Regions from separate parts of the Homo sapiens genome. Here region 2 is linked to region 1. Evidence: chromatin loops called from intact Hi-C (ENCODE). Cell type or tissue: endothelial cell of umbilical vein. All regions are shown on one strand. Each heading gives the region's core, and the rest is flanking DNA. Links, peaks and the distances in the headings are about the cores only. Region 1 holds the start of LOC105378017 (a long non-coding RNA gene). Region 2 has its middle 37 kb from the start of IL22RA2.

Region 1 (12,479 bases), core at 2,295-10,294:
TTCCATACTTCATGGGTACAGACCTTTTGTCCTGTGACCCTTGCATTTTAGACTACCTGTCTTTATGTATTTTAGCTTTATCTTTGGCGGGTAGATGAAAAGTCAGCATGTTCTTATTTATTTTTAAAATTTGAGGAACTCCGTGATCAGAAACCGTCGTGTGTGTGTGTGTGTGTGTTTCCATTTTATAGCCTAACTTCCTCTTGGGTCTCATATAGCTTAGTCTATTTTCTAACATGAACTTCCTTCCTTTCTGCATAACAGTGTCTGAATTTGCAGGACTCTGTACCCAATAAGTGTTGTTAACTGATTGGTAATCTGTGATTTCAGTTATTTTGTGATCAGACTTAGCACCACCTGCATTTACAGATGCTCCACAATAGGCCTGACCTGAGAGTGCTAATGACACATGGTTTTTTTAATTGTTTATTATGTGCCAGACATTTTGTAAATAAAATCTCATTTAATAACGTTAAACTGTACTTAAAGCATCTAGTTATTTAGAAGTCACATAGCTGTAAAAACAGCCCACTTGTCAAATCCAATAATTATGAGTATTACTTATCATATTTTATGCTGCGTTAGGTCTAAAGGCATATATAGATATTGCTTATCCTAATATTTTTTCCAAGGCAAAGTGTAGCTACTTAGGTCAAACTGTAAAGTCTAATTATGTTGACACATAGAGCAAGGATTAAGGCATTAAATATTTGGGATTTCTATTCATATTTTAAAAGTCACAGAAAATTACATTTCTTGACCCTTTTTTTTCCACATTTTAATTATGCCAAAAATGATTTTAACTAAACATTTTTCCTTATCAGAAAAAAAACCTGGCTTAAAAACAGTGTCTTCTCTCTATCTCTGGCAATATCAATATTGATATATAAAAAGGACAGTATATACAGGTAACTTTCCTAAGCCTCCCAAGACCCCTTTCATAATCCAGGCTATGTGCTTACTCCATAATGTTGTACAGTCCTGGTGGGGTCTGCTTCGCTGTTTCCAAACTGTGAGGAGCTTTGAAAACCATCCAGTCCCATTTCTTGGTTTTACAGATGGTGAAATGAAGGCCCAGAGAGATAAAATTAACCTAAGCAAAGTCATTGAAGAATAGGAAAGAGTAGTGTAAAATCACACTGCTAGAAAAAAAATCTTCCTTCATAATTAATTTTGAAAATTCCATGTCTAATCTGGAACTAAATATTCCCTGTAAAAGAAAATTCCTTGAATACCATGGATAATGCATTCTAATATCTAACAACCTTTTTAGTCAGAAGTGTCATTCTTGAGTGTAATAACCTCTTTTCATGCAAATTAAGCTTATTTCCACTTGTTAGATGCTTAACAGAGATGGATGATAGTCACTTTAGTAATTATAATCACACAAATGTGCATTAAAATATTTGTCAGTGTTAACTTATGCTCCATTATTTTCTTTGTACTTGCTAAAGAATTCAACATTTAAAATTTTCTAACATGTCTTTGCTTCCCATCCCCAGTTACTGAGACAGAAATCTCAATATCATGATTTGCTCCTCTATATTTTTCACTTTTACCTCTAATAAATTACTAAGGCCTGTTTGGTTTTGTTCCTTTGGTAGCCCTCAAATCTCCCAACCTTAATGTCACAATTTAATTTATACCACAGTCATTTATCACATTTCTCACATTATCACATTTCACTTGTGATAATTGCTGATTGATTAGTCAGCAATTATTGTGACAACAGCCAATTCTAAAATCTTGGTTGTTTAACGAACAAACAAACATTTATTTCTTGTTTGTGTTACATGAAGACAGCAGGTTAACCGCAGGTTTGACTGGGAGGGGTGGGGCTTGCCTGAGTCTAGCCGGGCTTGCCTGACTTTGGCTCGGCTCCACATCTTATGTCATTCCAGGGCTCAGGCTGAGGCAGCAGTTCCTGTTTGAGGTTAACTAGTCTCATGGCCAAGGGAAGAAGCTCAGGAAGGACAGAGCCACATCACATACACTTAAAACTTCTGCTCGGAGGTGGCATATGTTAAGTCCACTAGGATTCTGTTGGCCAGAGTGAGTCCTGTGGCCAAGCTCATAGTTGTTAGGATAGGGCAGTATACTATACCCACAGGAGAGTGTGCTCAGAGTCAGGAGGGAGCCAACAATTGCGAACAAGTAATGGAGTCTATCACAGTTGGTAGCCTGCCTACAGTTGTGTTTCTCTCCAATTCAGCCTCCATACTAACTCACAAACAGGTCAGGTGATACTTAGCAGCCTTAGAATTAAATCCAATCTCCTAACCATGGCTTCAAAGCTCATGTTAGTCTGGCTCCTTTATACCTACTGCTACTTTCATCCCTCTCCATTCCCCATCTGAAACCCTACCCTCTAGGCACAGGAAACCTGTATTAGTTCCCCAGAATAAGCCATAAGTCATATTTCTCTATTGTTAGGGTCTCTGCTCATTTTCTTTCCCCTCTCAGGAACACTCCTACCCACATTTCACCTGGCTCACTTCTGCTGGTCCATCAACGCTTTCCTGACTCTTCACACAGAGTTCAGAACTCATTTTATGTTTTCCCAGAGTATCCTCCGCCCCTCTATCAATACTTACCCCACTGAATTGTAATTGGCTGATTACTTATTTACATCTCTCACTACACTGAAAACTCCCTGGGATGGACACAATTTCTACTGTATTGCACCCCAGTCCTTGGCACAATAACTTATTTAGCAATTGTTTGTTAAATTCATGAGAAAATAATTTTTTTCTGCATCGTGTTATTACTGTATATGTAAAGTCAACCTGATTATAGTACTTTCTCAAAAACTTTCAAATCATTTTCTCATGCAATGAGAAAATTGCATTTAGGGATTTTGCATTTTATTTTTATGTGAATAGATCTCATATATATGTCATAGCTCTACTTTGCTAGTTTGGCCACTTTGGGGGAATATGTAACTACAAACAACGTTAGATTTCAGACTCTTCATCTGCAGTACAAGAACAATGCATGTTGGAATAATTTTGAAAATGAAGTAATATTGCATACACTAGGTACACTAAACCCAAACATGTAATAAAGTGCCTAAAGTTTTTTTTTAATTTTCATTATTTTTTTCATTTCTGATCATTGTGAATTGACTTTTACTTTTTTTCTCTCTACCACGCCCCACGGAAAAAAAAGTTGCTAATTAATACATTTTCTACTAGTTGAAACAGGGAGGAAATATTAGTTCAAATTGTCTAAGTTTATCCAGTTAGATGGTAGCAAGCTAGGATTAAAACTAGCCTTTCAATTTTCTATTCAGTGTAGTATCCACTTTTCTCTGTCTCTTTTTTTTTGCTTGCATAGATATCACTCAGTTTTCTTTCAAGGAAATGTCTAAATTTACTATTTGTAAAACAAAAGCATATTATTAAACTTTTTTTTTTTGGTGCAGGAAGAAGAGACACAAAGACTTTCTTTGCAAGGCAGGATTTTTTCTTATATTTGATTATGCAAACTTTTGGGGCCTGAATTGTCACATAAACATTCAATTTCCTCATTCATTCATTCATTCATTTATTCATTGATTAGGCCTTTATTAAGAGCTGGGGTGAAAGAAGATTTAGGAACCTCTTCAGAGAAATAAACCTTGAGAGAGAAATAGAATCTTCTAGAAGAGAAGAGGAACGAATAGCATCCTTGGCCCAGACAGTCCTGGAAAACAATAACCTGAACATTGCTGTGCGTGGTGGCTCCTGTCTGTAATCCCAGCTACTTGGGATGCTGAGAGGGAGGATGGCTTAAGTCCAGGATTTTGAGTACAGCCGGAGCAACATAGTGAATGCCTGTCTCTAAAATAATAATAATAATGATAATAATAATAATAATAATAATAAAAAATAACCTAAACATCCTTCTAAATGACCAGTTTCTTATTTCTCTACATAGAACTATGCAGACAGCTCTTCGTGAGATCTTGACTATAGTACAATGATTTTTATTATTGACCAACTTCACCCTGCTCCTATACAGACTATAAATTTCTGGGCAGCAGAAATCATCTCTCTTTCATCTTGCATTAAACTAGCACCTAGTCCAGTGTCTTGAACATAGTAGGCACTCAAAATGTTTGAGAGGCACATGCCTATGTTTTAAAATGTCTGATTTAGGTAATTGGGTCCTCTTGATCATTTTGCTGGTCTGAGGCTGATGGACATTAACTGATAAACAGACCATCATTGCTTAAATCTCCTCTTTTGTGCATTCTGGAGACACTACCTCTATTACCTGTTCTTCAGTTGCCCTTACTCACCTCCTCTCTTCACCTCTCTTTCAGTACTTCTTTTTAATTGTTGCTGCTCCTATTCATTAAGCCATTTGAAAATGTGGGCTTGCTTTCCTGATCGGGCAGCATCTGTGACCCTAAAGGAACTCATGATTCAATCCTTCATGTGAATACTTAATAACACATTTGAAGATAACCTTTTACTTGCACACTAGATATGCACCAGAATTTAATCTTATTTTCTGCATTTCCTACAATATAAAAGTCAAGTCCCTTACCAAGACTTTTGTTTCAGAGACTTAAGATCCCATTGCCCTTGATGGGGTTCAGGACTCACTATCCCAAAATATGGAACCTTGGCATATTGGGCATTTTAAGCTGAAGTAATTTGAGAAAACTGCAGAAGTGGGAAAGTCACTCTCACTTGCTTTCCCACTCCTGCTGCTGGCCTTCTTCCGGTCATAAAACCTGGGAGGATATTCTGACCCTCCCCTGAATAAGGTCATAAGACTCTCATGTGAGAGATGCTTTCCTTATACCCAGAGGACAGGAATATCCTTCTCTCTGAAGATGAAGGGTAACAGAGAAGAATCTGAACAAACAGGCCTTTTCCCAGTTAATGGTAATAAACTTCTTCCAGTTTATTACCATTAGATGATACTCTTTTTGCCCTGTCATATTTCTTCATGACTGTCCACTCTTCATCAAATCTACTATAAAAAACATTCAGGTCCGGGTGCAGTGGCTCACGCCTGTAATCCCAGCACTTTGGGAGGCCGAGGCGGGTGGATCACGAGGTCAGGAGATCGAGACCATCTTGGCTAACACGATGAAACCCTGTCTCTACTAAAAATATGAAAAATTAGCCGGGCATGGTGGCGGTCGCCTGTAGTTCCAGCTACTCGGGAGTCTGAGGCAGGAGAATGGTGTGAGCCTGGGAGGCGGAGCTTGCAGTGAGCCAGGATCCCACCACTGCACTCCAGCCTGGGCAAGAGGGTGAGACTCTGTCTCAAAACAAAACAAAACAAAACAAAAAACATTCAGGTTGAACTGTTTCTTCAGGTCTTCATTTCCTTATGAAGGCTCTGGTATCATGTACAATTTATATTAAACACATTTCTATGCTTTTCTTTCATTACTTTTTTTTTTTTTTGAGACAATGTCTTGCTCTGTCACCTAGGCTGGGGTGCAGTGGTGCAATCATGGCTTACTGCAGCCTTTACCTCCCAGGATCAAGCAATCCTCCTGGATTTTTGTAGATACAGTGTCTTCCTATGTTGCCCAGGCTGGTCTCAAACTCCTCAGATGAAGCAATCCTCCCACTTTGGTCTCCCAAAATGTTGGGATCACAGGTGTGAGCCACTGTGCCCAGCCTCTTTTGTTAATCTTCATTTTGTTATAGGGCCTCAGCCATGAACCTAGGATAAGTAGAAGGAAAGAAATATTTTTCCTCCCTTCCACCCCCTATATTTGCTGGCTCATTTCCCCCACCTTTCTCCAGAGATCACAGATTTTAGCTAATTATGGCTTTTTGCCATTCTTCAGACACGTTCTGCTCTTCCTCATCTCTGAACTTGGTTTTTGTTGATCCCTTTCCTAGAAAGCACTCTCCTTCTTTGCCTCTTCTAGCAAAATCCTACTCCTCTTTCAGCCTCTACTTTGTGAAGAGGTCATTGCTTCTGTCCCTAACTCTCCATAATTTCCAGATGAATGAATGAATGAATGAATGAATGGTTTACTTGACAGTTCAGATTTGTTCAACATGAATTTACTACCTCTTTCCTATAAGTCTATTTTTAAAACTTGTTTTGATTTGATACTCCTGATTGATTAATTAATTTGATTTGTCTTTTTCTAGCTTGGGATCCCCTTCAAGTAGTTCTTGAGTCAATTTTTTCAATATCATGATGAGCATATAATAATATATTATTTTGTAGATATTCTTCATTTTTCCCCATATGTAGGCTGTTGGTTTAACCAATTTATAAGCCCGGTGCTGACCAAGGCTTGAGTCTTTATTTATTTTTGTGTACATTTAGGTTTCCACTGTCTTAAGACTCAAAGCCTAAAATGGGCATTATTCTCTTTGACGAGTCTTCATATATCACATATGCCTGTAATAGTGTGCATTTTAAGGAAACACGGTGGATTTCTTTTTAAGTGCAGATGGGTTATTATTATGGAAAATAAGACAAAAATATCACATTGTATCTTCTAAGAAAATTGAGTGAGAGGAGAAAGTTACTATCTGACTTCGAGTTCATCAGAGAGGCTTAATGACTCACTAGAACAGAGGGCCCACTGGGAATTCTCAGTTCCACTGGAGAAGTCTTATGCTTGGACTAGATCCAGCTGCTGTGGTCTGCATCCCAACTCCACCGATTGGCAGCTATGTGACTGGAGCAAGTGATAAACTCCCCGTGCCTCGGTTTCCTTTTCTGTAAGATTGGGAGTAATAATGGTGTGCACGTCACAGGGTTCTTAGGAGAACTAAGGGAGTAAATATTTGTAAAGCCCTTAGAACAGTGCCAGACACATGGTTAAGTGCTGTAAAGTGTTGTTATTTCTGCTTTAGAATTTCTTCCACTTGTTTTTTAAGTTGGAGAAAAAAAATGCTTGTTCTCACTTTTCTGGGTTTCGACTGGAAGAATTAGAAAACAGTACAAGACTTTGAAGTTCTACACAGGTTCAGCTAACCACCATAAATTGCATCCCTGCCGCCCCCGCCCCTCCCCCTCACAACTATTTGAGGATGCTGCCCTCTCGTGGTCACTCGGCACTGCTTCTATAGCTCAGCCAGTTTGAATTATATCAGAATTTTCTTTGTCTCCACCTTCCTTTAACTTAAAGGCTCATTTGTCAGAAGTTAGAGTATTGCCCTCTGTGCATTACTCAAAGCATATCTGCTAATAACAGAAACAAAGGTGGATTTCAAAAACTTGAATGCCAAATATAATTGTTATTTCAATGGTTAGAAATGATTAGAAAATGATGTATGAAATTACAAAATGTATTGTCTTAGGTGTTTTTACTGATATGTTTGAAAATGAGATAAATAATGGCTAAGTTCACGAGGATCAAGAGGAGATCTCTTTGATAGTGATTTAGGCATTCCTTTTAGGAAAAAAAAATTATGACCTCTATCAGGTATAGTTATATTTCATATTAAAATTTAGATTGTTATATTAAGATTTTATTACTTTGGCAACATATTTTCCAAAATTAAAGAGACAAAACTTACAGTCATTAAAATGATAGCTTATGCTGTGTAGGAAGTCTATTAATATTACAGATTTTATGTTTTTCATGATCAAATTTTCTTTAGTCAGTGCACCAACTGTCTAAACCCTGTTTCTTCAGGAATCTCATATACAGAGATTTATTTTCAGGTGAATTTGTGAAAAATTCTTCTTTGCCAATTCTTTTGATAACTTACATAACTCTGGAGTACAGTTTGAGGAATGCAGCTCATCTCCACTGGGTGAACCATTATGCAATTCCCAGCACCAAAAGAGGAACATCAGAAGATCCGTGACTATTTATTTACACATTTGTTATCGTTTCTACTCGAGAATAAAGAATGAGTTTGAACTCTAAAAGCTCAGCCTGCAGGAAGCCCCATCAGTCTCTCCACACTTCTGCTGTCTTTCCTATTGTAGGCGGAACATTATTCAAACCACAGGCTCCGAACTCCCAGGTAACTGAAGCCAGCAGGAAGCTCTGTTTGATATCAAGTATGTTCTTTATCAATCTTTTTGTTGTGATGGGAAGAAATGAACCAGCTTTACTTTTATCTTGCCCTGTTTTAACATTACCCAGTAGGTGAATGCTTTATTGGTATGCCTTGGCCAAAGTCTTTGATATATACTGATTTTGTGGTCATAAATTTCCCATATTAAAAACATTTTTAATGGTTTTCCATCTACGCATACCAACCATAAAGTTTCACATGTCATGTGCTTTTATTAAAAGTATATTTAAAATTCTGCTGATAGGAGTCACCACATGGAAAACACAACTTGATTTTCCTTATTAGATGCTGGGAGACAGAAGCCCTTCTGCCATCAGACAGAGTCAAACCTAACAATGCAATCCTGAACTTTGGGGTCAACATTGTAGACTCTACTGAACACTCAGTCTTCATGCTTTTTTATGTTAGAAAGACTCAGTGAAATAAGAAAATGAATTGCCTTTATTTTTTTCCTCCGCAAGTAGTTGGTTTTCAATGATCAAGCTAGTTTTGTTTTTTGACACACAGGTAAACTATATATTGAATCTACTCTTCATTCTTTGAAGAATATTATTGTGTCATCTTGTTTGGATTCGGTGTCAGTTTTACAGGGAAGGTACCAGTTTGAGCAAAATATAGACATTTAAAGCAGTACACATGTTTAAAATGATTTTAAACTTGTGTCTTTATCTTTCCTACATCTTTTTGTTCGATGCACGATCGATTTTGGATGTTGTTTGTTCCAAATCCCCAAAATTCAAATAATTGAAGTCAAGGAATTCAGATTTTCCTGACAGAAGAAAATTTCGTGAGAACATTTTACACTTTTATTTTAGATCAACATTACTGACTGGTACCTTTTAGTACCTTTTGTGATTTAAAGCCTATAAATATGTTTTTTAGTACCTTTTGTGATTTAAAACCTATAACTACTTTAAGTATCAATTATCTCAGGGCTATCTTCATTCCAGTATTAGAAACAATACATTTATTTAAACACATACTTTTCTCACCTTAGAACATTGTAACCTTCTCACAGAATTAGTGTACTGAGCAAACCTCCATTTGACATTATTGCCAGAATATTTAAAGACTATTACTGAAAAGGAATAAATACATGAAAAGACTATTTTATTGTTCTTGTTGAACTTTTCATTTGAAACCAGTGCCTCGGTCTTGGTGCTACTGACATTTTGGGCTGCATAATTCTTTGTTGTAGGGGCTGCCTTGGGCCTTCTACAATATTTAGCAGTATCCCTGGTCACTACCCACCAGATGCCAGTAACACTCCCTCCCCCACTGTAATAACCAAAATGTTTTCAGACATTGCCCAATGTCCTCTGAGGAACTGAATTCCTACCTCCTGCCAGAACCACTGTTTTAAACCAAAAAACTGTGTACCACATTGCTTCTCTTGCAACATCTCCAGTCAGGACTTGGCCATTTTGCATGGCTTCCAAGATCAGATGTAGGATATATGGTCACATACATGTAGCTACATGTCTCCATATTTTTCTACTTCTTTTCCATCTTCCTCCCTTCAACTATAGCATGCTTCCCCACAAATATGCACATGTTGAGGCTAAATTTGCATTATGTTGGCCATCACAGGCTGGAGACTCCAGGAGACCTATGTTTGCATTCTCATCACTCTCCCAAGCCTAAGTCAGTGCACCCCCCCTTTTTTTTATGGAGTCTCGCTCTTTCGCCCAGGCTGGAGTGAGGTGGCACCATCTTGGCTCATGGCAACCTCTGCCCCCCAGATTCAAGTGATTCTCCTGTCTCAGCCTCCGTAGTAGGTGGGATTACAGGTGTCTGCCTGGTCTTGAACTCCTGACCTCAGGTGATCCACCTGCCTCGGCCTCCCAAAGTGCTGGATTACAGGCATGAGCCATCTCGCCCAGCCAGTGCATCCTTAAAAGGATGATCACACCTGTTTCATAGGTGCTGTGGGATTGATTACATAAGGAAGTGAATTGAAAGAAAACTAATTTCAAGATAACGTTCTTTGTGACAGGCATGAGGTAGGTGATGTATTTAGGTTACACTACATACTCCCAACATTTTACATAGAGAGAAATTGTGATGCTGAAAGACAGAATAACTTTTTCAAGGGCATACTGGTGTCAAATAGAGAAGTCACCTGTGCTTTCAAGGTACCTAAAGACTTCTCACAGTTCCTGAAACAAGGGAAGTTCTCAAGTATTATTCAGCCACTTATCTTCAGGAGGACCAAGGTCTGGTTTGGTTGAATTTTTACTCCATCAAAAATCAAATCTAGCAATCTATTAACCCTGCCCATTCTATTCATTTGGATAATAATCCAAAATACTCTGGTAAATTTAGAATTTTATTCAGAGTCCAATTCTTTTTTATCTTCTTGTTAAGATTCATGTTAACCTTAATTCAATTAGTTGGGAGGTTTACAGTGATGGGAGTTAGTTAAGCATATTTGCTAAGATGTGCTTATTTCTGTGGCTCCTGGTAACCCTTTCTCACCTGGGTTGCTTTTACGTCTGTGCTTTGTTCTTAATCACTGGCAGATGCAAAAGTGCATCTGTGAGAGAATCCTACGGTTCTTTGGGCTGCTGGTAATGAACTTTTGACACAGACCTGATTTGGGAGGAAACAGGTGGAGGTAGCAAAAAGAGTTGAAAGCAAATTATTTTTTCAGATTAAAAAATTTGTTTTCAGGTAGAAAGAAACATTGAGCAGAAAAATGAGATAAAGCAACAACAACAATAATTTTTAGAAGAGGGCGGCATTTTTCTCAGAGAGATTTTTATTTTGGTCATTTCTATTGGAACATGTCATGAAAATTCCTTGGTATTAGACAGCAAGGCCAGAACAGAGAGAGCAGCTTTGTGGGCTTTCTTAGAGCAGGAGTCCATGTTGGAACAAGTCCCTGATTGTGTCTTCATCTTGCCACTGGTGTTCTTACTTAGGGGATCTCAGGCCCGTGTGTTTGCAGACAGGGGAACATACGGAATGATTTCTTCAGTAGCAAATAATTGAACCCATTGGAAGGACGGTGAGCCTGTTTAAGGGACAACACGGAGGCCAGATTTTCCACCTCAGGTTTTTTGCCTATTCTACTTTGTCTTATTGTATTCTTTCAGCTGTAAGAACTATGATTTTATTCCTAGAGTTACATAATCCCAGAGCTGGAAGGCCTCTATATTCAGGTCTTAAAACAAAACAAAACAAAACAAAACAAAACTCTTTAAAGGCCACAGGACACTTCATTCTGGAAAAAAAAATCTGATATGGAAAAGAACTGAAAAAAGTGGATCCACCCTGGTCAAAGCTGGGTGTGCAGGCCTGCAGGTCACTGGTGTGCCTGGCTCAGCTCATGTCCTCTCAGACTTGTGTCATCTTGAACACTACCGGGACTCCTGGGGACTCTGTATCCAACCTCAGAAGATAGAAAGTCCTCGATGATGAGGAAATTGCAGCTAGCAAGTTTGAGTGGGACGCCCAGGCCACGTGGTTGGCCTCCAGATGCTCAGTCCCTCTGCACCAAATCAAATAGAAGGTCACTGGCCACCAGACCATCTCTGCTGGGATCTCAGACCTCCCCAGGATGACGGAATGAGAGTTCGGGGTTGTGGCATGTACAAGACTCTATTCTGGTGGCTTTCATACTGGTAACTGGGGCTTCCAAAAATGCTTCTCAGAGTTTTGGTTACAGTTACAGCAGTAAAAAAAATCCTACCAAGTAGCTTTTAGAAATATTTGATATTTTTCATTTTGAAATTGTCATCTGTCATTTATCTAATTCTTGTGTTATTGTTTCTGTGCAGCAACATTTGTGATCATATGTCCATCACAGAGAAAGGCTAAGACACAAAAGAATAAACGTCACCAACACATGGAGGCTATGTTAGAGTATGATTTTCTAATTTTAGGTTCAAACGACATTGATGAACATTTTTAATGTATGAAAAACAATTAGGCTGTCATTTGCATTGGTAACTGTGCAGAGTAAAATTTAATAAGATGGAAAATGTACTAAACAGGAGAGGAAAATGTGTAAAAAATTAAAATGACAAACCAAGGTTAGTAGGGTGTTGCAAAAACCATTTATGCATACTAAGGTGTAGCCAAATGAAATATGGGCTCAACTTGCCATAAAAGATTTAAAATTTTTATAGAAAATCACTTCAAAATATAAAATTATGATTTTATATTTATATGGGCTGTTTTTCTAGAAATGTTGATGTTTATTATCTGTTTTTAACTATCAGTAATTTATATTTGAATGTTAAGGGCTATGAATATAGAATAGTTGTCAGATTTCAACAGTTCTAAAATAATTGTCTTAATTTCACATGAAACCTATTACAATAAATAGTATTTCTGGCTAGGTATAAAAGACATTGGTTTATTTTCCAATAAAATTATAATTCATCTGGTTTATGAGCAGGAGCTTAGAGATCAACTACAATATGAAGCAGTTCAATGTTTAAATATTATTTCTCATTTCATACCTGT
Region 2 (12,479 bases), core at 2,242-10,241, 180 kb before region 1:
TGACTTCTGAAGACTATCAGATGGGACCTTGATTTACTGCTGTAAAAATGTACTTTTTACATACTAGGTTTACACACTAGATTTCAAACTAGGGATGCACGAATGGTTTAACATTTGCAAGTCAATAAATGTGATACAACACATAAATAGAATTTAGTACCAAGGAAGCTGTGAATTGAACCATGTGATATAAGCAAAATGAGAATTTGCTGACAACAGTAGATGTTGGCTGATATCGTCTCTGATAAAACCCTGACCAGAATAACCAAGCATAGTTCTGTAGGGCTTTTCTGTGCTCAATTTGCCCTAATTGTATCATCTGCAGAAAGATGAACTTTCCGGCCATGTTCTTCTCAATATTTAGAGGTTACAGTTTAAAAGTCTTTTTTTAAAAGCTTAAACTGTAACTTTGTCTTCATAACTTACAGTGGCTTCATTCTCTACTGGGTTTTCTCCATCTGCTGGGAAGTTGTTTAAAAAGTTTAAGCTGTAACTTAATGCAGATGATACAATTAGTGCAAATTGAGCACAGAAACTTTACTTTTGTTAATACAATACATAATTCATGTCACACACACTTTTTTTTTGTTCTATTAGTCAAGGATCTTCTGGTTGAAAGTGATAGAAATTTAAGATAATAGTAAAATAAGGGGAAAAAGTAATTAATATGTTCATTTAAAATCAAAGTACGGAAGGTGGGCTGGTTTTCAGCACAGCTGGATTTACTTGAATACTATCAGGAATCTGTCTCTTCCCATCTTTACTCTGCTTTCCTTCACATTGGCTTTCTCCTCTACTGGGCTCTCTCTACGCTGAGAAAGTTGCCTGCAGCAGCTCTAAGCCTAACAGATCCTTGCAGTGCATGACTCCAGAGGAGAGAACTGGCTGTTCTTCTCCAATCTCAATGTTTGTATTTCAAATAGCTCTAATTGATCCACCTGAGTCAAGTTCCACCAGATGATTGCCCTGTGTGTGTGATGGGGTGGGAGGTGGGAAGACTTCTTTGACAAGGTGGCAAACAGGGCCAGGGAAGGCAAAGAGTCAGCAGAGCTCTGGGGGCCGTCACGTCGCATTCTTGGGGCTGTGAATGAAATGAGGGATGTGTATGGAAATGGGGTAGATCTACCATTTGCCTCTTCTCACCCAGCTCTCATCTTCTCAGACCCCTAAAAAGAATAAACAGACCCATCTCCAGGACCATCATCCTTGGGCACAGTATCATTTCAGCTGAAGGGTGAAGGGCCTTTCTGCTTAAAACATGTATTTCCAGTTACACAGCACTGCCTGGAATCAGTTTCACTCAGAGCAAAGCATTTCATTCCAAATTATTCTTTTACAGATAAAAAGCCCCAAATGCAAAAATCTGGCAGGATAGGCTTATTTGTGAGAATGTCAGTCAAGTATAACTGACTGCTTTTTGTATGCGACTGAGAGTCAGAAAGAAGGAAGGCAAATGGTTCCCAAGAGGGAAGGAATGCCAGTGGACCAGCCTCTGCCCCACATCCGGCCAAGGGGCTATGGTAAATAGAGGCTAGCTATTGTCAAAGAAGTACTAGAAGAGATTGAGGTCCCAGCTGAAAAAAATGATACCTTTGGAGCATCAGGAGCAAGGTTTGTCTCCTTGGCAACCCTCATTTTGTAGAGATCAATTTTTGTAATTCGGCTTAAGCAACATCTAGCAATTGACTATGTAGTGATTTTTGTCATTGTTTAGACACAAAGGTCTACTTTCCTTTCCAGGGAACATAATCCTTACTAGCAGGATAAAATAAAAGAAAATCCACAAGAACAATAAAGAAAAGTTCTATTCACCAAGTTCACTTATTTCTCTGGGTAAATGGCAGTTTAAAAAGTTAAGGAAACTTATTTCTCTGGGTAAATGGCAGTTAAAAAGTTAAGGAAACCATGTAGTTTGGTGCGAGAATTTCAAGATGGTTATGATTTTAAAAGGCTTGGATAGAGTTTATCCTAAATTAGTTTCATCTTATCAAGCTGGTTTTATCTTTTTCTTTTTTTGCCTTGGAACCATTGGAACTTAATTTACCAAAAAAAAATTACGATTTTTTTTTTGCTTGGAGGTCAAGATACCATAAAAATGATTGACAATAGCCTTAAAAGTAGTTGAGAGTGATGTTAGCAAGATGGCCAATTAGAAGCCTCTCCCACTCATTCCCCTAACAAAGACAGCCAAAAACAACAAATAAACAACTACATTCTGATAAAAATAACTAAAGGAGAATGCCAGAGTACATCAAAGGAGTGGCAGAAACCCCGTGGAACACAGAAATCCAGGATGGCCACACAGAAAAAGAAAGGAAATGCCTTGCCTCCACCATCCCATACCCCAGTCGGATCAGCAAGGAACCAGGAGGGATATCTCTTTGCAGGGAAAAGGGAAGCAAGAGGACCCCAGCAGCCCTCATCACCACCTTGAACACCTACAGTCCTCACCACTGAGGTTCTTTGCAGTCCTCATGGGCGTATTAAGCTTAGTTGAGAGAGCTGCCTGGAGTCCACACAGCTGCACTTCCCCTAGAGAAGAAGCCAACACTGTGCCCTCCTCCCTGTGGTCCATGCAGCTACTTCACTGTGCCATCTTGGAACCAGAGCCACTGTTTGAGTGTGTCCTGCTCCATGGATTTGCCACAGCACTCTTCCATCCCTGAGGTTTTGTCACCACTGAACCACCCCTGCCTGATAGCTTGCCATTCCTGAGCCAAGCTACCTTGGAGCCTCTCCATCTGCCCCTCCCAGTTGCTTCTGTGCCCCACCCTTGTGGCTTGAGCTGGAGTGGTGTACTGCTTCCCAGGGAAACAGCGCCTTGGCTGCCCTGAGCAGTGCGCCCCCTGGACCTGAGCTGAAGCAGCACCCTACCACCTGAGAAATCAGTGCCATAGCCACAGAGAGCAGTGGCTCATCCCAGAGCTGAGCTGATATAGTACCTGCGTCCCAGAGAAACAGCATTGGCTGAACTGAGATATCTTTTCCTATAGGCTGAACAACCATAGTACCTTGATTTCCTAGAACTGGACTAGCCCCCTAGAATCTGAGCTACTAAGACACCTCCTACTCAGGGAAATGGAATCATTACTGTGCTGCTCCCTGCCCCCCAGGGCCCAAGCAACTCCAAACACTCTACCATTCTGGCATCTTTGCTGCCACTGGATCTGGCTTCACAGGGTCTGGGATACTGCCTAGTCCTACTGTCCCAGGGTCCAGAGTCACCACTGCCTGATGCCTCATCCCCAGGGCCTGAGTTGCCACTGTGCCCTATTGGCTCTGGTTCCAAAATTGTAGCTGTACCCTGCCTCAGAGTCACAGGCCCCGGCTTTGTGGGCAGTCTGCACCTAACCATGACTCAAGAGAGAGAAACTGTACCTTAAGACCCAGGTGCCCTAATAGGTTCATGAGACCCTGAGCCCAGGGCCCTGGTGCAACAGTCACTTTGAGCATCTGTGCCCCAGAACCCAGGGCCACTGCAGCTGCTTGTAGGTTGTGTCAGACCTGACACCAAGAAAGATCCACTCAACTAAGAATCCCCGCTGTGAGGAAAACAAGAACAAGAGGCCACCCAAAGCACTTGTAACTGAAGACCTTAACAGCCTATGCTACTATCACTGCTTACTACAAACTCCTACAGCCTAAGCCACCAAGGCACCCACAGTTATCATTGATGTTGATTGCAGCTAAAGCAGCTGCATGGAGGCTATACCACTGCATCTACTTAAAAACAAAGTCACCATACCCTTCTCAGCTGGCACACTAAGACCCATGTTCTGGTGAAAGTCTTTTCCTGTGAAAAACACTTGGTAGAGTTTGGAAGAGGTGATTGCTCCACCAGATGTGCAGACATCAACCCAGGGACATAAGAACCATGAAAAAGCAAAGAATATGACATTACCAAAAGAACACAGTAATTCTCTAGTAACTGACCCTCAGCAAAGGAAATTTACAAATTGCCTAAACAGGATTTCAAAATAATAATCTTAAGAAAATTTAGTGAGATACAAGAGAATACAGATAGACAATTCAAGACAATCAGAAAAAATCATGATCTGAATGAGAAATTCAACGAAGAGATAGATATTATTAAAAAAGAACCAAACAGAAATCTTGAAGCTGAAGAATTCAATGAATAAAATAAAAAATACAATAGAGAACTTTGACAGCAGGCTAGATCAAGCAGAAGAAAAAAAAATCTCTAAACTTGAATATAGGTTTCTTGAAATTACCCTGTCAGAGAAAGAGAAAAAAAAGAATGAAAAAGAATGAGAACAGCCTAGAGGGCATATGGGCCATCACTAAGTGAACAAACATTTGCAGTATGTTTATTTCAGAAGGTGAAGAGGCAAAGATAGGAGTGGAAAGTTTATTTAATAAAAAAATTGCTGAAAAACCTCCAAGTTTTGGAAAACGTATTATCATTCAGATCCATGAAGCTTAAAAATCTCTAAACAAATTATATCCAAGTAGGTTCTCTTCAAGACACAATATAATTAAACTGTCCAAATTAAATAACTATTAAAAGAGAATTTTAAAAGCAGTGCTAGAAAAGCAAAAGGTCACATATTTAAAAAATCACCACTAGACTATCAACAGATTTCTCAGTAGAAACCTTGCAGGCCAGAAGAGAATGGGATGATATATTCAAAGTGCTGAAAGAAAACAACTGGCAGCCAAGAACATGATACCCAGCAAAACTGTCCTTCAGAAAGGAAGAGAAATAAAGCCTTTCCCAGACAAGCAAAAGTTGAGAGAATTCATCAGCACTAGAAAAGAAATGCTCAAGGGAGCTCTTCAAGTGGAGATAAAAGACGGTAATTACTAACGTGAAAATGTATGAACACATATAATTCACCGTAAAAGTAAATATATCATCAAACCCAGAACATTACAATAATGTTATGGTGCTTGTAAATTATATATATCTCTGGTATGAAGGTTAAAAGAAGTCAAACAGTTGAAAATAATGGTAACTATAATAAGTTGTTAAGAAGTACATAATATAAAAAGATGTACATTGTGACATAAAAATATAAATCATGTGTGTTGGAGGGGGGGAGGAGAATAAAAGCCTATTGTATGCAACTGAAGTTATGTTGTTATCAGTATAATATAGTCTATTATAACTATAACATATTCTATGTAAGCTTCAGGGTAACTACAAAGTAAAAAGCAATGGCAGATACATAAAAGATAAAGACAAAGGAATAAAAATGTAGCACTACTAAAATCACCAAATTACAAAGATAAACAAGAGAAGAAGAAAAAAACAAAGGATCTATAAAATACCCAGAAAACAATAAACAAGAAGCAGTAGTTAGTCCTTACATACTAATAAGTACTTTAACTATAAATGAATTCAATTCTCCAATCAAATGACATGGAGTGGCTGAATGGATTAAAAAAACAAGATCTAATTATATGGTGCCTACAAGAGACCCATTTGAGTCTTAAAAACACATGTAGGCTGAAAGAGAAGGGATGAAAGAAGACACTTCATGCAAATAGCAACCAAAAGAGAGCAGGAGTGGCTATACTTAGTAGATAAAATAGACTTCAAGTCAAAAACTGTTACAAGAAACAAAGAAGGTCATTATTTAATGATAAAATGCTCAATTCATGAAGAAAACATAATCATTTTAAATATATGTACCCAATATTGGTGCACCTAAATACATAAAGCAAATGTTAATGAACATAAAGAGGGAAATAGATAACAATAGTAGAGAGAAATAGACAGTAACAGTAGGGGACGCCATTACTTTACATTTAACAATGAACAGATCAACCAGACAAAAAATTGATAAGTAAATGCTAGAATTGAACTGCACTTTAAACAAAATGGACATAACAGATATATACATACACACACATATATATACATATATATGTATGTGTGTGTGTATATATATATATATAAAATATAAAATGTTCCATCCAACAGCAGCAAATACACATTCTTCCTTAGTGCATATAGAACATTCTCTAGGATAGACCATATGGTAGACCACAAAACAAGTGTTAATAAATTTGAGAAGATGAAAATCACATCAAATATTGTTTCCAAACACAATGGTATGAAACTAGAAATCAATAACAGGAAGAATTTTGAAAAATTTACAAATACATGGAAATTAAACCATTTGTTCCTGAACAACCAATGAGTCAAAGGGGAAATTTTTAAAAATCTTGAGATAAATGACAATGGAAACATAACATACTAAAACCTGTGGATTGCAGCCAAAGCAGTTCTAGGAGGGCAGAAGATTACAGCAAAAAGTACCTGTGTTAAAAAGTAAGAAAAATCCCAAATAAGCAGCTTAACATTGTGCCTCAAGGAACTAGAAAAAAGAACAAACTAAAACCAAATTTAGCAGAAAGAAGGAAATAATAAAGATGAGAATAGAGATAAATAAAATAGAGAATAGAAAAGTGGTTAAAATTTTTTTGAAAAAAAAATTTCACAAACCCATAGGCAGACTCACTAAGAAAAAAAGAAATAAGACAAATATGTAAAGTCAGAAATGAAAGTGGAAACATTACAACAGATGCCTCAGAAATAAAAAGGATCATAAGGGACTATTGTGATCAATTATATGCCAGCAAATTTGATAACCTGTAGGAAATGAATACATTCTTAGACAAATACAACCTACCAAGGTTGAATCAGGAAGAAATAGAAAGCCTGAATATAATAATAAACAAAGAGATTAAGGTAGTTATTAAAAACATCCCAACAAAGCAAACCCAGGACCAGTTGACGGCTTTAAAGCTGAATTCTACCAAACTCTCAAAGAAGAATGAACCCCAATATTTCTTAAGCTCTTCCGAAAACAGAGCTGGAAGGAGTACTTCCTAACACATTTTATGAAGCCAACATCATCTCGATACCTAAGCCAGGCAAAGATACCACACAAAAAGAAAAGTAAAGGCCAGTAGCACGGATGCACATTGATGCAAAAATCCTTAATAAAATATTAGCAAATCAAATTTAACAACAGACCAAACATATTATACCTCATGATCAAGTGAGACTTATCCCTGGCATGGAAGGCTAGTTTAGCATATGCAAGTCAATCAGTGCAAGTCAATCAGTGTGATACATAACATTAACAGGTAGAAAGACACAATCCACATGATCATATCAATAGATGCAGGGAAAGCATTCAACAAAGTTCAACATCTTTTTTTGATAAAAACTCTTAACAGTTTAGGTATAAGAAATTTCCTCAACATAATAAAGGCCATTTATGAAAAACCCACAGCTAGTATCATAATCAATGTGAAGAAACTCAAAGCTTTTTTTCTAAGATCTGGTACAAGGCAAGGATGCCCACTCTAACTTTTGTTCCACATAGTACTGAAAGTACTCTCAAGAAATAAAAGGTATCCAATCCAGAAAGAAAGAAGTAAAATTATCTCTATTTGCAGATGGCATGATCTTGTAAGTAGAAAACCCCAAAGACTCCACCAAAAAACTATTAGATCTAATACATGAACTCAGTGAAGCTGCAGGATACAAAGTCAACATGCGAAAATCCATGGCATTTCTATCCACAAATAGTGACCCAGCTGAAAAAGAAATCAAGAAAATAATCCCATTTATGATAGTATCAAAAAAATGCTTAGGAACAAAGTTAACCAAGGTGGTAAAATACCTCTACATTGAAAATGATAAAACATTAATGAATGCAATTGGAGAGGACACAAATAAATGGAAAGATAGTCCATGCACATGGATGAGAAGAATGAATATTGTTAAAAATGTCCATACTATCTAAAGCAATATATAGATGCAATGCAATCTTGATCAAAGTCTCAATGTCATTCTTCACAGAAATAGACAAATCCTAAAATTTGTGTAAAATCACAAAAGATCCTAAATAGCCAGAACAATCCTGAGAGGAAAAACTAAGTTGGAGATATCACACTTTTTGATTTAAAATTATGTTACAAAGCTATAGTAATCAAAATAAAATGCTACTGGGAAAAAATGGACACATAGACCAGTGGAACAGAGTAGGAAGCCCATAAACAAATCCAAACATATATGGTCAACTAATTTTTGACAAGGACATGAAAAAGGAACAATTGAGGAAAGGACAGCCTCTTCAATAAGTGGTGCTATGAAAACTGGATTTCCATATGCAAAAGAATAAAATTGGACTCTTACCCCATACACAAAACAACTCAGAATGGATAAAAGGCCTAAACAGTAGACCTTAAAGCAAAAAACTCTTAGGAAAAAAACTCAGAGGAAAAACTCCTTTACAGTGGCCTTGGCAATGATTTCTTTTGTGTTTTGGATATCAAGTCAAAAGCTCAGGCTACGACAGCAAAAATAAATAAATGGGTCTACATTAAACTAAAAAGCTCCTGCACAATAAATGAGACAACAGAATGAAAAGACAACCTACAGATTGTGAAAAAAAAATTGCACACTTTATATCAAATAAGGAGTTGATATTGAAGATTTATAAAGAACTCATACAAATCAATAACAAGAAAACATATAACCCAGTAAAAAATGGACAAATGACTTGAATAGACATTTATCTAAAATGACATAAGAATGGACAGCAGATACATTGGAAGTATTAGTTGAAAAGGTGTCCAACATTACTAATTATCAGAGAAATGAAATTAAAACCACTATGAGATACCACCTCTCACCTGTTAGGATAGCTGTTATCAAAAGATAAAAGATAACAATATTAATGAGAGGGAAAAAGGAAGCCTTGTGCATGTGGGAATGGAGATTGATGCAGCCATTATGCAAAATAATACAGAGGCTCCTAAAGAAATTAAAAATAGAACTACTATATGCAGTTAATCTTCTGGGTATATACCCAAAGGAAATAAAGTCATTACCTCGTGAAGATATCTGTATTCCTATGTTAACTGCAGCATTATTGACAATAGCCAAGATATGGAAACAAACTAGATGTCCTTCAATGGATAAACTATGATATGTACATACAATGGAATATTATTCAGCCTTTAAAAAGAGGAAAATGAGGAAATCTTGCTATTTTCCACAACATGGATTGACCTGGAGGACATTATACTAGGAGAAATAAGCCAGAGACAAAAAGAAAAATATTGTATAATTTCACTTATATGTGGTATTCTTCCCAAAAGATCAAATATATAGAGAGAATGAAACAGGGTTACCAGTGCTGGAGTCTGGGAGGGGAGAATGGGGAGATCTAGGTAAAAGGTTACAAAGTAGCAAATATATAGAATAAACAAGTCAAAAAATGTGTTGTACAGCAACATGTGGATTAAAATTAATAATAGTGTTATATACAGGATTTTTTCTAAACTAAGTATATTATAGCTGTTTGCCACAAGGAGAAACATGGTATATTAGCTCATTTTGCATTGCTGTAAAGGAATACCTGAGATTAGGTAATTTATAAAGAAAAGAGATTGATTTGGCTCACCGTTCTACAAACCGTACAAGAGGCTCATGGTTCCACAAACCGTGCAGCTTCTGCTTCTGGTGAAGACTTCAGGAAGCTTTCAATCATGGTGGAAGGTGAAGGGAAGCAGGTGTGTCGCATGGTGAAGGGAAGCAGGTGTGTTGCATGATGAAGGTGGGAGCGAGGGCAAGGGGTGAGGTCCCAGGATGTTTAAGAACCAGCTTTCATGTGAACAAACAGAGCAAGAACCCATTCATTACTGCAAAGAGGGCAGCAAGCCATTCATGAAACATCCACCCCCAGGACTCAAACACCTCCCACCAAGCCTCACCTCCAGCACTGGGGATCACATTTCAACATGAGGTTTGGAGGGGACAAACTATATCAAATGGTAACTGAGAAGATTAATAAATTGTTCCACTATAGTAACCATTTTACTACACACATGCATCTTATAACATCACGTTTTATACCTTAAATATACACAATACAATTTTTTTTTAAAAAAGCTAGTTAGATATGGAATTTACCAATGAGTGAATGTTTTCCAGTAATTGTGTAGACTTCAGAGCTCTTTCTGGCGAGTACATATGGCCTCCAACTTAATAAGGTTCGACTTAAGGTTTTTTGACTTACGATGGATTCATCAGGATGTAACCTCACAATAAGCTGAGGAGCATCCATATGTACCTCCATTCATGCTGGATAAATGGATTCTTTTTTTTTTTTTTTTTTTGAGACACAGTCTTGCTCTGTCACTAGGCTGGAGTGCAGTGGCATGATCTTGGCTCATTGCAGCCTCCGCCTCCCGGATTCAAGCAATTCTCCTGCCTCAGCCTCCCGAGCAGCTGGGATTAGAGGTGCATGCCACCACACCAGCTAATTTTTGTATTTTTAGTAGAGACGGGGTTTTGCCACGTTGGCCCGGATGGTCTCAATCTCTTGACCTCGTGATCCGCCCGCCTCGGCCTCCCAAAGTGCTGAGATTACAGGCATGAGCCACCGCGCCTGGCCAACAAATAGGCTCTTTAAGGCACTGCTCTTCTTTGTCCCTGAGAGCAGACAGCCACCCACCAGCTGAACAGCTGCTTTATCAGGCCTCCCTGTCCCATGCTCTCTTAATACTCACCCTTCAACATACTGACATTAAAGGGGAAGAAGAGTCCCAGAGTTCAACAGGGCAAAACTGACATTTGAAAAAGGAATTTTAATTAAGAGACTAAAGGGAAATCTCTATGTACAAAGGCTGAGAGGAAGTTCTAAAGGGTCTGATAGAAAGAGAATAAGCTGTGGAATTAGACAGATATGGTTTCCAGACCTTGGCAAATCACTTAACCCATCAGAGGCTCACCTGTAAAGTAGAAACAATCATGACTTGTAGGCAGTATGAAGAAAGAGAAAACAGAGTATGTGCAAGTGTCACCTTGGGCAGGCCAAGGCCTAAACCTGATGAGAAATATGCCTGAGGAAACTACCGTCACTGTATCCTCTCTCACAGCCAGTTTGCAGGATTGCGGTGAGACTGTTTGTCACCATTTGCTTGCTCCTGTGAGCAGGCAGACCTTTGGCGAGATCCCTCAAAAGATGGGTGAGGGAGAACCCAGGGGCTGCAAATCCCTGTGAGGATGGCAAAGAGGGCCTCTCACCTGCCAGAGCATTATTCCAAGCAACCGGCAGTAGCCACAGCCCTGTCTTCACAGGGGAAGGTAGGGACTGGGGGTGCTTAATCCTCACTAGGAGCTGTGTGTTCCCTATTGAACCATTTCTCCAGATTTCTGTATTGCATCTTGTGTGTCCATTAGAATCTTTCCTTCGGTCTCATTGGCACATGAGAAGTTAGCTCTCTTCTGTTGCCCCTTCCCTCAAACAACTTTGATCTAACCCCAGGTAAAATAGGCTCATCTGCCTATAGGGTGTATTAGTCAGGGTTTCCTGAGGGACAGGACTAATAGGATAGATGTATATATGAAAGGGAGTTTATTAAGGAGTATTGACTCACACAATCACAAAGTGAAGTCCCACAATAGGCCGTGTGCAAACTGAGGAGCAGGGAAGCCAGTCCGAGTCTCAAAACCTCGAAAGTGACAGTGCAGCCTTCAGTCTGTGGCTGAAGGCCTGAGAACCCCTGGTAAGCCACTGATGTAAGTGCAGGAGTCCAAAAGCTGAAGAACTTGGAGTCTGATATTCGAGGGCAGGAAGCATCCAGCAAGGGAGAAAGGTGGAGGCCAGAAGACTCGGCAGGTCTGTTCTTTCCATCTTCTTCTACCTGCTTTACTCTAGCTGCGCTGGCAGCTGCTCAGATGGTGCCCACTGAGATAGAGGGTGGGTCTGCCTCTCCCAGTCACTGACTCAAATATTAATCTCTATTGGCAACATCCTCATAGACACATTCAGGAATAATACTTTGCATCCTTCAATCCAATCAAGTTGACACTTAATATTAACAATCACATAGGGCATCCTGGTTTTTCATGGTTTTATCTACTTGCCGCAACATTTTAGAGAAGACTCTAAAATTCTTTTTTGTCAATGTGAGTCTTTTTTCCATACCCAATTTTACTCCCTCTCTCCTTTTGAAGAAATTCTGGGACAGGACTTCTGGACTTGACCACCAGCCAGGGAGAAGAAACAATACCTAGGAAGTGACACTCAGTTGGAGGAAGAATGATGATTATAGAATAACTCTCTGCTGTGGCACCAGGACTGCACGAGATCTGGTCTCTGCACATCTTGGTGTCTGCATCCTGGTAAAAAATGGCCCCCTTTCCCACACCTACCCATGGAGGAAGATGAGGCAGCAAGTTGTAAGAAATTACCAGAAAAGCCTCACTCCTGATCTCCTGACCCACCCCCTCATGCTCTCAGTGCTTCTACTCTTGCTTCATTAATTTATCCAACAAATACTAATTGTCGGCTAGGTACCAAGTTCTGTTATAGATAATGAAGATATGGCTGTGGAAAAAGAACCAGAAACCTGCCTTTACATTCTAGTGGAAGAGGAGGAAGATAAACAATAAACAAGGTCAACAAGTAACTACAGCATGTCAGGTG

What was found. Hi-C counts contacts between places; a loop is a spot of excess contacts. Peaks named below come from ENCODE experiments on the same cell type or tissue, not always from the same donor. Only the 100,000 strongest peaks of a DNase experiment are listed, where the experiment ranks them.
Region 2: a loop joins it to region 1, with 11 times the contacts of the local background. A loop is called at or near these places in 9 of 110 quality-filtered maps.

The regions. Positions count from the first base shown.
Region 1 is chr6:137,307,464-137,319,942 of GRCh38, forward strand. LOC105378017 (a long non-coding RNA gene) reads right to left here and starts at 6,652. Exons shown (of 3, transcript XR_943043.1): 1 at 6,541-6,652; 2 at 963-1,093. RefSeq lists an enhancer at 7,627-8,227. In endothelial cell of umbilical vein, for the core only: a CTCF peak has its summit at 7,035 (motif pointing left); a DNase peak (open chromatin) is centred at 6,978.
Region 2 is chr6:137,130,513-137,142,991 of GRCh38, forward strand. No RefSeq gene overlaps it. Among named protein-coding and RNA genes, the nearest start is that of IL22RA2, 37 kb to the right of the region's middle. RefSeq lists an enhancer at 12,060-12,229. In endothelial cell of umbilical vein, for the core only: no CTCF peak of the experiment used is centred there; a DNase peak (open chromatin) is centred at 5,749.